Linked DNA regions of Homo sapiens: region 1 is linked to region 2. A link is a loop called in an ENCODE intact Hi-C map of the cell type or tissue named here. Cell type or tissue: left lung. All regions are shown on one strand. Each heading gives the region's core, and the rest is flanking DNA. Links, peaks and the distances in the headings are about the cores only. Region 1 overlaps PAX5 (paired box 5). Region 2 overlaps PAX5 (paired box 5).

Region 1 (5,372 bases), core at 309-5,308, 47 kb before region 2:
CAACACTGCTGAGGGATTTAAGAACCAGCAGGCCTGACAGTCCCTGCCCATGTGCCTTCAGTGCATGTCTCCTTGGAGCACTCCCCAAGTGCTGCCTCCTCTAGGAAGCCCTCCTCAATTACCCTACAGTCAGAAGTCATATTGCCCTTGATCAGCCCACCATTATGCCTGTTAGCCCATTGTGCCTTGATTTATAATTCTTTGTGTCCAGCCTAACTTTCTTCTTAGTCTACAAGATTCTGAATTGTCTCTGCCTTCTCCAGCACAGCCTAGTATGGGACTTGGAATATAGTATGTACTCAGGAAGTGTTTATTGAATGAATGAATGGATGAATTAATAAACCAACGAGCTGTCTGCTATGATTGGTCGTTACTAATCACGCAGCACTCCACCCTTCTAGGTCATTGTCAAGGTTATTGACATGATTCACACACTCACATACATATCTTTGATTAGCATAAAGTCACATTTGAATTCAAGATATTATCATAATTATTATTTCTTCCCAAATGCATTAGCTTCTACTAGTCTGCTGCCTTTTTTTTTTCTTGGCCAAGTTCACAGCTCAGGAAAAAAATCTCTCTCTAATTTATCTCTATTAGCTTTTATTTTCATTATCTGTGAGGCCATAGAACTTCTACTCCCACCCTGAGATCATCTATAAATGTTTAGTAAGGTTGTTTCTGGCATGAATGCTTAGGGGCACCTGCTGCCTGTCTGGATGAACCCATCCAGAGAAGTGTTTGCCTTTTCAGACCCATTAGTTCCTTTCGTATGCCTCTGTGAACCCAGGTTCAAGATGGGGTCACATGCCCATGTTAAGGATAGTGTGGCCCAGCAGCCTATTTAGGGGGCTGGTGTGTAGGATAGGGGACTAGGGAGCTCTTCCCCCAGAGTTGGTTTCAATCCTGAACAGCTAGAGAGGCAGGCCCAAGCTAGGGTCCCATGAGCCAAGAGTCACCAGCAGGAGTGATAGCTGATGCTCCCATCCACTCCCTCTGCACCATGCATTGTTCTAAGCCCTTGACTTATTAATAGCTTGTCTAATCTGCATAACAACCCTTTGTGGGAGTCACTCTTCTCATCCTCATTTCACTGGTGCAGTAACTGAGGCACAGAGAAGCATAGAAACTTGCTCAAGGTCACACAGCTTGTAAGTGGTGTAGCCAGGTTTTAAATGCCGGCAGTCAGACTCCACAGACCACACACTTGACCTCTAAGCCACACTATTCTCATAAAGCCTGGTGAGTCATGGCAGCCTGGAAGTGTGCCAGAGGAAGTCTGAGTTGGACAGACCCCTATCTGAAGAACAGAGCTGATAGGTGGATTTCAGGCCACGTGTAGGGGCCGGGACTGATGGGGCTTCTTGGGTGATATCTGATTGAAGGGTAGTGGGTTGACTCACCCCTGAAAAGCTGGCATCCCCTTAGGTCAGCCTCCTGCTCAGACAGACCTCATGCAGCCTGACCAGGCCTTAGCAGGTCCTGGGTGAAGGTTTGGTGAGTGGATGGGCAGACACAGCAGGTATGATTGCTCCTTCTTTCTTGGGAAACATGCTGTGTATTCTTTCATGTTCCTGCCTGGGCCAGGCCACCTGGACATGCCCCAGCAGCCTCAGGGCTCTCAGCCCCTGCTGTGCAGCCTCCCAGCCCTCAGGCTGTGTGTTGTCCATTGTGGGGAGCCCTGTGCTTCAAGAAACTCCCCACCTAGACCAAAGCTTTCTTCTGTTCTTTTGCTTTCAAGCAAAAAATAAAAGCATAAGAAAGATAATTGTCATTACTTAAAAACAAATATTTTAGAGATGGGGTCTCACTCTGTTGCCCAGGTTGGTCTCAAATTCCTGGGCTCAAGTGATGCTCCCACCTCAGCCTCCTGAGTAGCCGGGACCACATATGTGAGCCACCCTTCCCAGCCAACTGCTTTTCTTAAACAGACTTTCTTCCTCCTTCCTTGGTCTGGGAGAGAGAAGGCCAAGTGCCAGGGTAAGGATCATGCCACTTAGGTCTGGTTCTCTTCAGGAACAAGTCGTGAAGTCCCCAGTTCTTCACACCTGCACCCCATGGAGTTCCTGCTTTCTTATCCTCCATTGCCCGGCCTGCCTGAGAGGAGGAAGGATGCCAAGTGCTGGTGGTGAGGGGTGGGGAACCTCGGCCCAGGTCCCGGGGCAGGCCAGCAGGTGTGATCCAGGTGACTGGATTTGGGGGAAGGGGAGGGGTGAAGCCAGAGGCTGCACTTAGGGCTCTGGGCAGCTACTCTTTTCTAGCTGGATTGGCAGCCTTATGGGGTCTTTCACAACCACTAATATCAGCCCCGAATGTTATAGTTGCTCAAAAGGTGTTGCCCAAAAGAAAACCATGGTTGGCACAAATAGCCGTCTGTGCCAGTGTGGGTGGGGGTAGATTTCAAACAGATACCTGTGGCTTCATTATTTTAAAATCCGTCTTGTGCTAATGAGGCTGATGGAATAAAAGGCCCTGGTGAAACCCAGCCTAAGGCCATGGAGCCAGGGTGTGGCTTCCCATGCCCCCAACACTCCCCACTCGGATCCTGCAGCCTATTTTGGCCCCTCTCCACCTGGGCTTCAGGGCCTCTCTAAGGGCTGGGCCCATCAGTGGCCTAGTTTCTCTGTGGCCTGAGCACACTTCCAGCAGGGACAGGCTCTGCCCACGGCACCCTCCCGGATGAATCCCTTCTTTGACCTTTGTAATTATTCCTGTTCAATCTTCCTTCGTGTTTTCTTCCTCCTCCCTTTTTGAGGTGCTCAACTCCTGCACTCTCTCCAGTGTATTAAGGATGTGAGTGAAATTGATGACTGGGATGTCTCAGGTCTTTATGATGATGAATGACTTTCACTGCCAAAGCTTTTATTGTCTGTGATTTGGGAAGAAGGGGGAACTGATATATCAAGGCTGCCTGTCAGACCATTTAATACAGTTATAAATCCTGACGTCACTAACTGGTGGTCAGGAGCTGGAGAATTCCACCGCCACCGCTTTGCCGAGCCTTTATGGATTTTCTTCTTTCTCTCACCTTTCTTTGCTTGACTATCACAATTGTGTTTTGGGAGGGGGGATAGGGACAGCTAGATAGTGAATTTAAAAATCACAGGGACACCCTGGTCTAGGGAGGGGATGGGAGCCCTCCCTCACCCTTACTCTAAAAGAAGCAGCAGATAGAAGGCCTTTCATTCTAATGTGAGCAAGGAAATTGTTTGGTGAGACAAGCCCTGAAAGTATGCTAATGCCTTCTTTGCATGTGCACCACTCTCTACAGTTTACTAAGTGATTTTACATCTGTTATTTTTCAGATCCTCCTACCATCTTGGGAGGGCAGCAGGGAAAGACTTGACCCTCGTTTTACAGAAGAGGAAGCTGAGGCTCAGCAAGGCGATGTTCCTTGGCCAGGGTTATGCCACCTGGGCTGGTGACAGGAGCTCCCTGGGGTGAAGCAACAGAGCATCACCATTAGGTGTTTAGGGCGTGGGGTCGGACAGCGCTGGGCTCCAATCCCAGACCCCCCTACCTTTTAGCGGCTGACCCTGGGAAGGACACTTACATTTTCTGATACGCCATTTCCTCACCTGGAAGTGAGGCTAACACTCTCCTCATTGGGTTGTTCTGAGGGTTGTTCTAGGGTTAAATGAAATCATGCACGTGGGTTTCTAAGCTAGGCTCTTGGCTCATCAAAAGTGCTCAGTAAATGTTTTTAAAAGGTGAAATGATAAGGAGAGGCATGTGACAGATGTCACAGGTGCACAACGGGGGCCACTTCCCGAGGCTGGGTGGGAGGGCTTCCTGAGGGAGGTGACACTTGAGCACACGGAAATGAGCAGGAATTAACCAGGCTGGGGAAACAGGTGAGGGAAGAGCATTCCAGGCAGAAGGAACAGCATGATAAAGGATGAGTGAAGAAAGCAGCTGGAGATGAGGGAGGGCCCAGGTCCCTGAGGCTGCCAAAGACCTGGGGGCAGACCTTGCAGGTGCTGGGAGCCCTGAGGAGAGTCGACTCTCCAGGGGAATCTCTGTGGGGTCTTGACAGAGGGTGGAGGTAAGGAGGATGAGACTCGCAGGAAGACCTGACCTGACCCAGGTGGCTGTAAAAGCCCAGGAGAGAACGGATGAGGACCTGAACCCAGGCTGTGGAAAGGGGGATGGAGGAAACATTTTGAGGGGTGGAACTGGCAATAGTCACTTGTGAGGAACAGGTGGGCGGCCATCAACGATGCTCCCCTGGTTGGAGTCTGGGGGACCCGGGAGATAATGGAGCCAGTGGCTGAGATGAAGACCATGGAAGAGGAGCTGGTTTGAATATTTAACTTTGGGGTACCCCAGGGACACTCAGGTGGAATGTGCAGAGGCAGTGGGGGCGGGGTCAGGACTGGGGGCATGGACACAGGTGGTGGGAGGATGTGAGTCACTCAGTTGAGAGCTTTAGACAAGGACGATGGGGAGGAGCAGAGCTGGAGAGGGACTCTGGGAAACCAGGGTGGCTGAGGAGGAGGACGCCATGGAGGAGGACGCCATGGAGAAGCCCGGAGTGGGGGAGTGAGTGGTGATTGACACTCCCGCCACAGATGCGCTCCATCTTGGAGGCTGTAGCAGTCACAGGACTTCACTGTAAACAACAGAATTCTCTCTGGCTTGTTAAGCAGAAAAGGGATTTTCTAAGGATGTTAAGATGCTCAGGGTCTCCAAGAGGGCCACAGAACCAGGTTTGGAGGCTTCCCAGTCAGGCATAAGGCCTGGCCCATGCTGCAGGACTACTCTGTGAAGCGGCCATGCTGTCGCCTGTGGACGCAGACCCTTTGGTTCACACAACCGTCGCTGGACACCGGATGTCACCACTAGGACCTCCGCCTCAGCAGATGGACTCCATGTGGTGCCTGCTTCTTTGTGTCATCAGCTTCTGAATTAAAGACTCACACGCACGTGTCTACTTGGGGGACCCAAAAATATGCCTGCACCCTCACGCAAGGGAGGCTGGGAAATCACGTCTCTGACTTTGGCCTCAAGAAGCCTGAACTCTTAAAGTGGAAAATGCCCCAAACAAAAGAAGGATGTTCGATGATGTCAGGCAGCCAAAAATATTTGAAGATTTAGAGAGTGAGCAGAGAGATCCAAGGTAACAAGGCTGGAAAGAATCCATTGGCTTTGGTAGTTAGGAGGGCCTTGTTCTTCCAGCCAGTTATCTCCCATAGCCCATCCATTTCCACAGGATTTGAGGCAGCATTAAATGAAAGCCCAAGGGAATCTGCACATGGCCAGAAACCACCTGAAGAAAGGACGAAATGGTTGCACTGGATTTGGGATGGGGGTTGTGGCAGTGGAGCCCTGAAGCTCCAGGAAAGCCATAGTGAGGAGAGGAGGCTGGA
Region 2 (5,372 bases), core at 280-5,279:
CATTGTCCATTTGGGGAAACTGAGGCTAAGTGAACCTGGAAGGGATGGGTAGAGACGGAAGATCAGGGACTTGGACTCCTAGTTTGAGGCTTTCCTTACAATCAAGAATTTTAGGCATTTGTTGAAATATGAGAAAAACATCCTGAAATATAATTTTGCTCAAAAAAAAGTCCCAATGTATCTGTTTTTGCAATAGACACACAAAGCATGTGCTGTGTGCCAAGGATTGAGCTAAGTATCAAATAGCTCCTCACATTTGTATAATACTTTTCAATTCACAAAGGACTTTGAAATGCATCAATATTTAGTCCTCTGAGTGTTGTAATTACCATACTGCAAATTAGGAACTCAGACTCAGAGATTCAGGAGACTTCTTCGAGGCTGCCCAGCTAAGTGGCTGCTGGGCTTTGGCCAGGACTGACTGGCTGCACACCCAGGGGCTTTCCACCACCTCCCAGTTACCAACATGGAGTGGCAGCCACTCCTGCCCTCAATGCCTGTGCAGAAAATCAGCGCTCCCCTTTCTACAATTATTTACAAAAACCATGACGTGGTTCAGAGCTGTCAGGAGCCTTGGGTTTATCGGCCAGTATCCTACATTCTCAGCTGCCTTGTTGGGGAGTTGAAAGCAAGGACAGTCGTGTCTTTGTGGCCCATTCCATGTCAGCACCGTGTGCGTCCTGCTTACTGGCCTCTTTCTTGAAAGAAAGTGAGGACTCCCTTCCCTGGGGACAGAGGCAGTACACTTTGACTCAACAATGCAGCCTGGGCTGGCAGGTGATGGGACAGATTTCGGTACCCACTAAATGACAACATTTGAATGTCCTCAAGCCCACATTGCAGCCACTTCTTACAGGAAGCTTTCCTGGATACCCTAGCTAGTATGAAGTTCCATTTCTACTCTGCTTCTGAATCCATCTTGCCTTTTGCTGGCACCCGAATGTCTAGTTTTGGGTCTAAGAATCCCCTTTAATGCAGGCAGTTCCCTGAGGATTGAAGCCTAGGCGCATTTCACTGAGTATGCCTTACTGGGGGCCTAGCTCTGAGCTCTGAATGGAGTAGGACCACAGTGGATGCTGAATTAAATGGAGTTACCAAAATACACAGCATCACCAGTATAGGAGTCTAAAAGTGAAACATAGTCCCCAAGTCAAAGCTTAAGATAAGTTTTCCCCAAATTTAGTATAGGAGGACAGTGAAGAACTTTAGAAACTTGGGGAGAGATGTTACTTTCTACCATGCCCTACCTTTTAAATCATTCATTCCAACTCTGAAGTTGCTCCAGGTAGACCCATGGGAAGTGTGTATGACTGCCTGAACAAACCCAGTTGAGGCTAGACACACGAGAACCTAGTGAGTTTATTTGACACTTATCATGAATACATGAGTTGGATTTTCCTGGGAATGTAGTTCAATGTTATTCCTACTCAACTCTGCAGAACCTGGGGCCAAGTGGGTTAGGCCCTGGGATGGGGGCTTCTGGCAACATTCTAGACGTTCAAAGAGACTCTTCGGGTTTCCAGGCCAAGCATCTGCCAGTGGCCAAATGGATGCAGAGAAAAGGTGCTAAGGACAAAACCTAGAGCCTTCCTATCTTTGTAATCCGGCTTCAGTCTGGTACTGCTCTTTTTTTGCTTCTCCCTTTAGAAAATTTGTGTATTTTCAAGGTCAGGAGATCAAGACCATCCTGGCTAACATGGTGAAACCCCATCTCTGCTAAAAATACAAAAAATTAGCCAGGTGTGGAGGCGTGAACCCGTAGTCCCAGCTGCTGAGGAGGCTGAGGCAGGAGAATGGCGTGAACCTGGGAGGCAGAGCTTGCAGTGAGCCGAGATTGCACCACTGCACTCCAGCCTGGGCGACAGGGCGAGACTCCGCCTAAAAAAAAAAAGAGGAAAAAAGAAAGACGAAAATTTGTGTCTCTTTATTTTAGCTTGTACTTTTGCACTCTTTTGAAGTGAGCCGAACTGAGTGCTGTCATTATGTGGCAGGGGAGGCCTACTGAGGCCTGCAGGTGGGAGCTAAGCCGCTCAGGAGAGCACCAGTGTCCCTTTTCACTCATGGGACCTGCACGGTGGTTTCTGCAGTAAACACAGCCCACTTCTCTTTGTGTGTTTTATTCCCTTTCTCTGCCTTGCTGTCTCCATGTTTCTAGCAAAGATCGGGACTGGTGTTTCACTAATTCTTTCCAGCATGGATTTCACGACCTTTTCTGTTCTGACTCTGAAAGGGGCTGGCTCAAGGAACATCTGCTGGGCACACTTAGTGCTCACTCAGTCTGCATTGGTATTGTGGGCAAGCCCTGTGCTGGGGGTGGGGCTGCAGGGACCTGTCAGTCACAGATGGTCAGCCTTGGTTCCTGCCATTGAGGAGAAGCCAGACCCAACAGCAGGGGAAACAAGACAGGGTCACAGACAGCCCTGAATCTGTGTGCCCTGGGACATGGGCAGTGATAGACCCAGGGCTGGGGACTCAGGGACCAGTGGGGGACTGCTCTCAGCTGGGATGATTAATCCAGAAAGCCTTCCTGGAGGAGGTGGTATTTGAGCTGGGTCTTGACAAATAGGAGAATTGGACATGAGGAAGGGAAGGAAGGTGGTGTTTGGGATGAAGGAAACAGCATGAGAGATGGAAACGGCCCCGTGGAGTAGGTGTGCAGAACAACTGGTGGTGTGGTTGGCCTGGAATATGGCTTGTGGCGGGTAGGGGTGGAGTGGAGGATGTGGGCAGTGGGAGGTGTGGCTGAGAAGCTCCATGGGAACCAGCCCCTGAAGGGCCTTGACCGCCACCAGGCGGCGTCTGGGGTGTTGATCTTCACAAAGTGCTACCTGTGGGCACTCCCAGCACAGGGCACTGCAGTACCCCCCTCCCCACCTCACGCATGCACACAAATCAGGTGTTATCTTGCACCCTAGTGAGGCTTCAGGGGGGTCATTTGTACATGCCCATTGTTTGCTTAGATGAGGGCAGGACAGGACAGAATTTTGGAATAGGACCACAGCAGCAGAATGGATTAAACTTGGACCAGTGTTGTTCAAAATGTGCCATGGCATAGCCAGGGATCTCAAATGGAAATGCCTGCAGGGGCCAGGCAGGTTACAGAAAGAAAGGTCAGCCTTGGAGGCAAGTACAACAGATCTAGATAGATGGAAGTCCTGTGGCTACTGATACTTGCCCCTTTCAAACACCAGGAGCCGATCAATTGTTTCCTCCTGGCCCCATGTGTCTCGAGGCCCCCAGCTCTTGCCTGTGATGGATGGCCAGCTGGTGGAGTCGGACCTGTGCCCTGTGGCAGAGGCACCGTGATGCCGCAGTGGAGTTTGTTTCCACTGAATTCCCTAGAGGATCCTTGGATTTGGGTTTTTGTAGTTGTAGACAACAGGAAGGGGACACAACAGCCTCTTCTTTACAGAGGATCACACTGAGGCCCAGAAAGGCCACTTGGCCACCGCACAGCTGGCAGGTGGCAGAGTCCTGGCCTCCACGCCAGGCTCCCTGGGGCTCACCCAGGCCTGCCGTCCAGCTGTGGGGTCCGCGGCTCTCGGGAGAAACAGAAGTGAGACACATTGTGCATTCTGCCCCTCATGCTCACCCTCTCTCTCGGTTTTTCTCTTCCCTCTGTTTTTCTGAAGGCCCTCGTGGCTGGCCTGAGCTGGTGGGAGAGAGGTTTTTCCCAGCAATGGATCGATGCACGGCTGTCGGGGCCGACAGGCTGACCTTTACTGAGCTCAGGTTTTCATCTCCCTGTTGGGAGCCCAGGAAGGTCTTGCTGTGGAGAGAGGAACGGTGAGAAGCCTTGGCCTGCGAGGGGGAGAGGCTTGGCGTGGGTGCAGTGAAGACAGCTTCTGAGAGCTGAAAGCCCTTGGAGGTCACTTATTTCAATTTCTTCCAAACACACCACTTTTACAGATGAGAAAACTGAGACTTGGTGAGAAATGACTTGTCCAAGGTCACTCTAAGAGGCTTTGACACAGCTCCAGAATCCAGTGTGTGTGTATGTGTGTGTGTACACATCCAACATACATACATCTGTATATTATAAATATTATACATATTATTACGTATACATACACAGATACATTATATGCATGTGTACGTGTATATCGGGAGTGTCTATACATGTGTATTATGAAAGCCTGGCTGTGGCTACGTGTGATGCCGTGCCTGCGCTCACTCTGGTCGTCAACAGTTTGGTCCCGCAACATCCCGGGTAGCCGCCGATCCCTGAGCCACCAGGCATTTCATGCAGTTCTGCAAAGCCATGGAGAGGAGCTGAAGAAACCTCATGGTCCTTTTCAAATCGTTTCTTCCTCCTCCTCCTCTGCAAAGATTTTCTCTAAGCCCAGTTTGAATCCTTCAGAAACAGAACTTGGCTGCGAAGTCACTTTGAAAGACTTTCCATATGTTAATTGCAGCCGGCCAAGGTCTGGAGCAGAGGTGGGAGCCCACCATCTGCAGACGGGGTCGGCCCCCAGTGCGCTCTGCAAATCCCCGTCATCTGGCAGGTGTCGTTTTGGGTTAATTAAGAGCTATACTGAGCCCGTTTACCTGTCACTTCTGAGAATTTTAGGAAACTTTGACTTTCTTGCCATCTCTGAGCTTTGAGCGAAGGGGAAGCTGAAAACACCTCTGAATCTGGTGATGTTTCTGCCTCTGGGATCTCCAGGACAGCTGCATTAAGTGCATCTTATCATAACCCCTTTTTAAACTTTTTATTTTAATCAGTGTTCTCTAGTTAGTGCATTGGTTTTTACAGTCACGTCTTCTATATTGGAAGACAGTACTGTTTGGGGGAAACCCACCATTTGTCTGAAATTTCTTAAGGCTCTGCTTTCTCTCTGTGTCTTTGAGGAAACAGCATACATTCCTCTAGCTTTGTTCTGTGTAATGGCTTTGGAGAAACTTTGAATTTGCAGGTCAGGGGCTCTTTCACCCATTGGGGTTTGGGGCTGTCAGTGCTAACCTCAGAGCTCTATGTTCATGGAGGGATGACTCAGTTACATCCCCAGATAGCTGGGTTCTCGGTTGGTCAATAGGCCCCCTTCTTCAGTATGAGAGAATTTTCTCTCTGTGCTGTTGACAATGTTCTATTAATATATCTTGGTAGGGGTTTGGGTCACACAGATCTATGCATTTGTCAAAACACAGCAATAGCACATTTAAGATTTGTGTGTTTCATTATGTGTAAATTTTGTATCCAAAGAAAAAACTAGTAAACAAGTAATGAACTTCAGTTAATTGTATGCATGCTGAAGTACTTAGGGGAAAGTGTACTGATGTTTGCATTTACTTGGAAATGAAATACACATTAAGGTGAAAGAAAGGCTAGAGGGATGAAGATCGATATGACAAGCAAGCATAAGAAAACATTG

What was found. A loop is a pair of places that touch in the nucleus more often than their neighbours do. Peaks named below come from ENCODE experiments on the same cell type or tissue, not always from the same donor. Only the 100,000 strongest peaks of a DNase experiment are listed, where the experiment ranks them.
Region 1: it touches region 2 in a loop (5-fold over the local background); 3 of 110 quality-filtered maps call a loop at or near these places.

The regions. Positions count from the first base shown.
Region 1 is chr9:36,899,791-36,905,162 of GRCh38, reverse strand. All of the region lies in intron 7 of PAX5 (paired box 5), which reads left to right. Among named protein-coding and RNA genes, the nearest start is that of MIR4476, 8.9 kb to the right of the region's middle. RefSeq lists an enhancer at 4,079-4,579. In left lung, for the core only: no CTCF peak of the experiment used is centred there; no DNase peak of the experiment used is centred there; H3K27me3 peaks cover 1,255 bases.
Region 2 is chr9:36,853,065-36,858,436 of GRCh38, reverse strand. All of the region lies in intron 8 of PAX5 (paired box 5), which reads left to right. Among named protein-coding and RNA genes, the nearest start is that of MIR4540, 8.6 kb to the left of the region's middle. In left lung, for the core only: no CTCF peak of the experiment used is centred there; DNase peaks (open chromatin) are centred at 2,786, 3,476 and 4,196; H3K27me3 peaks cover 2,556 bases.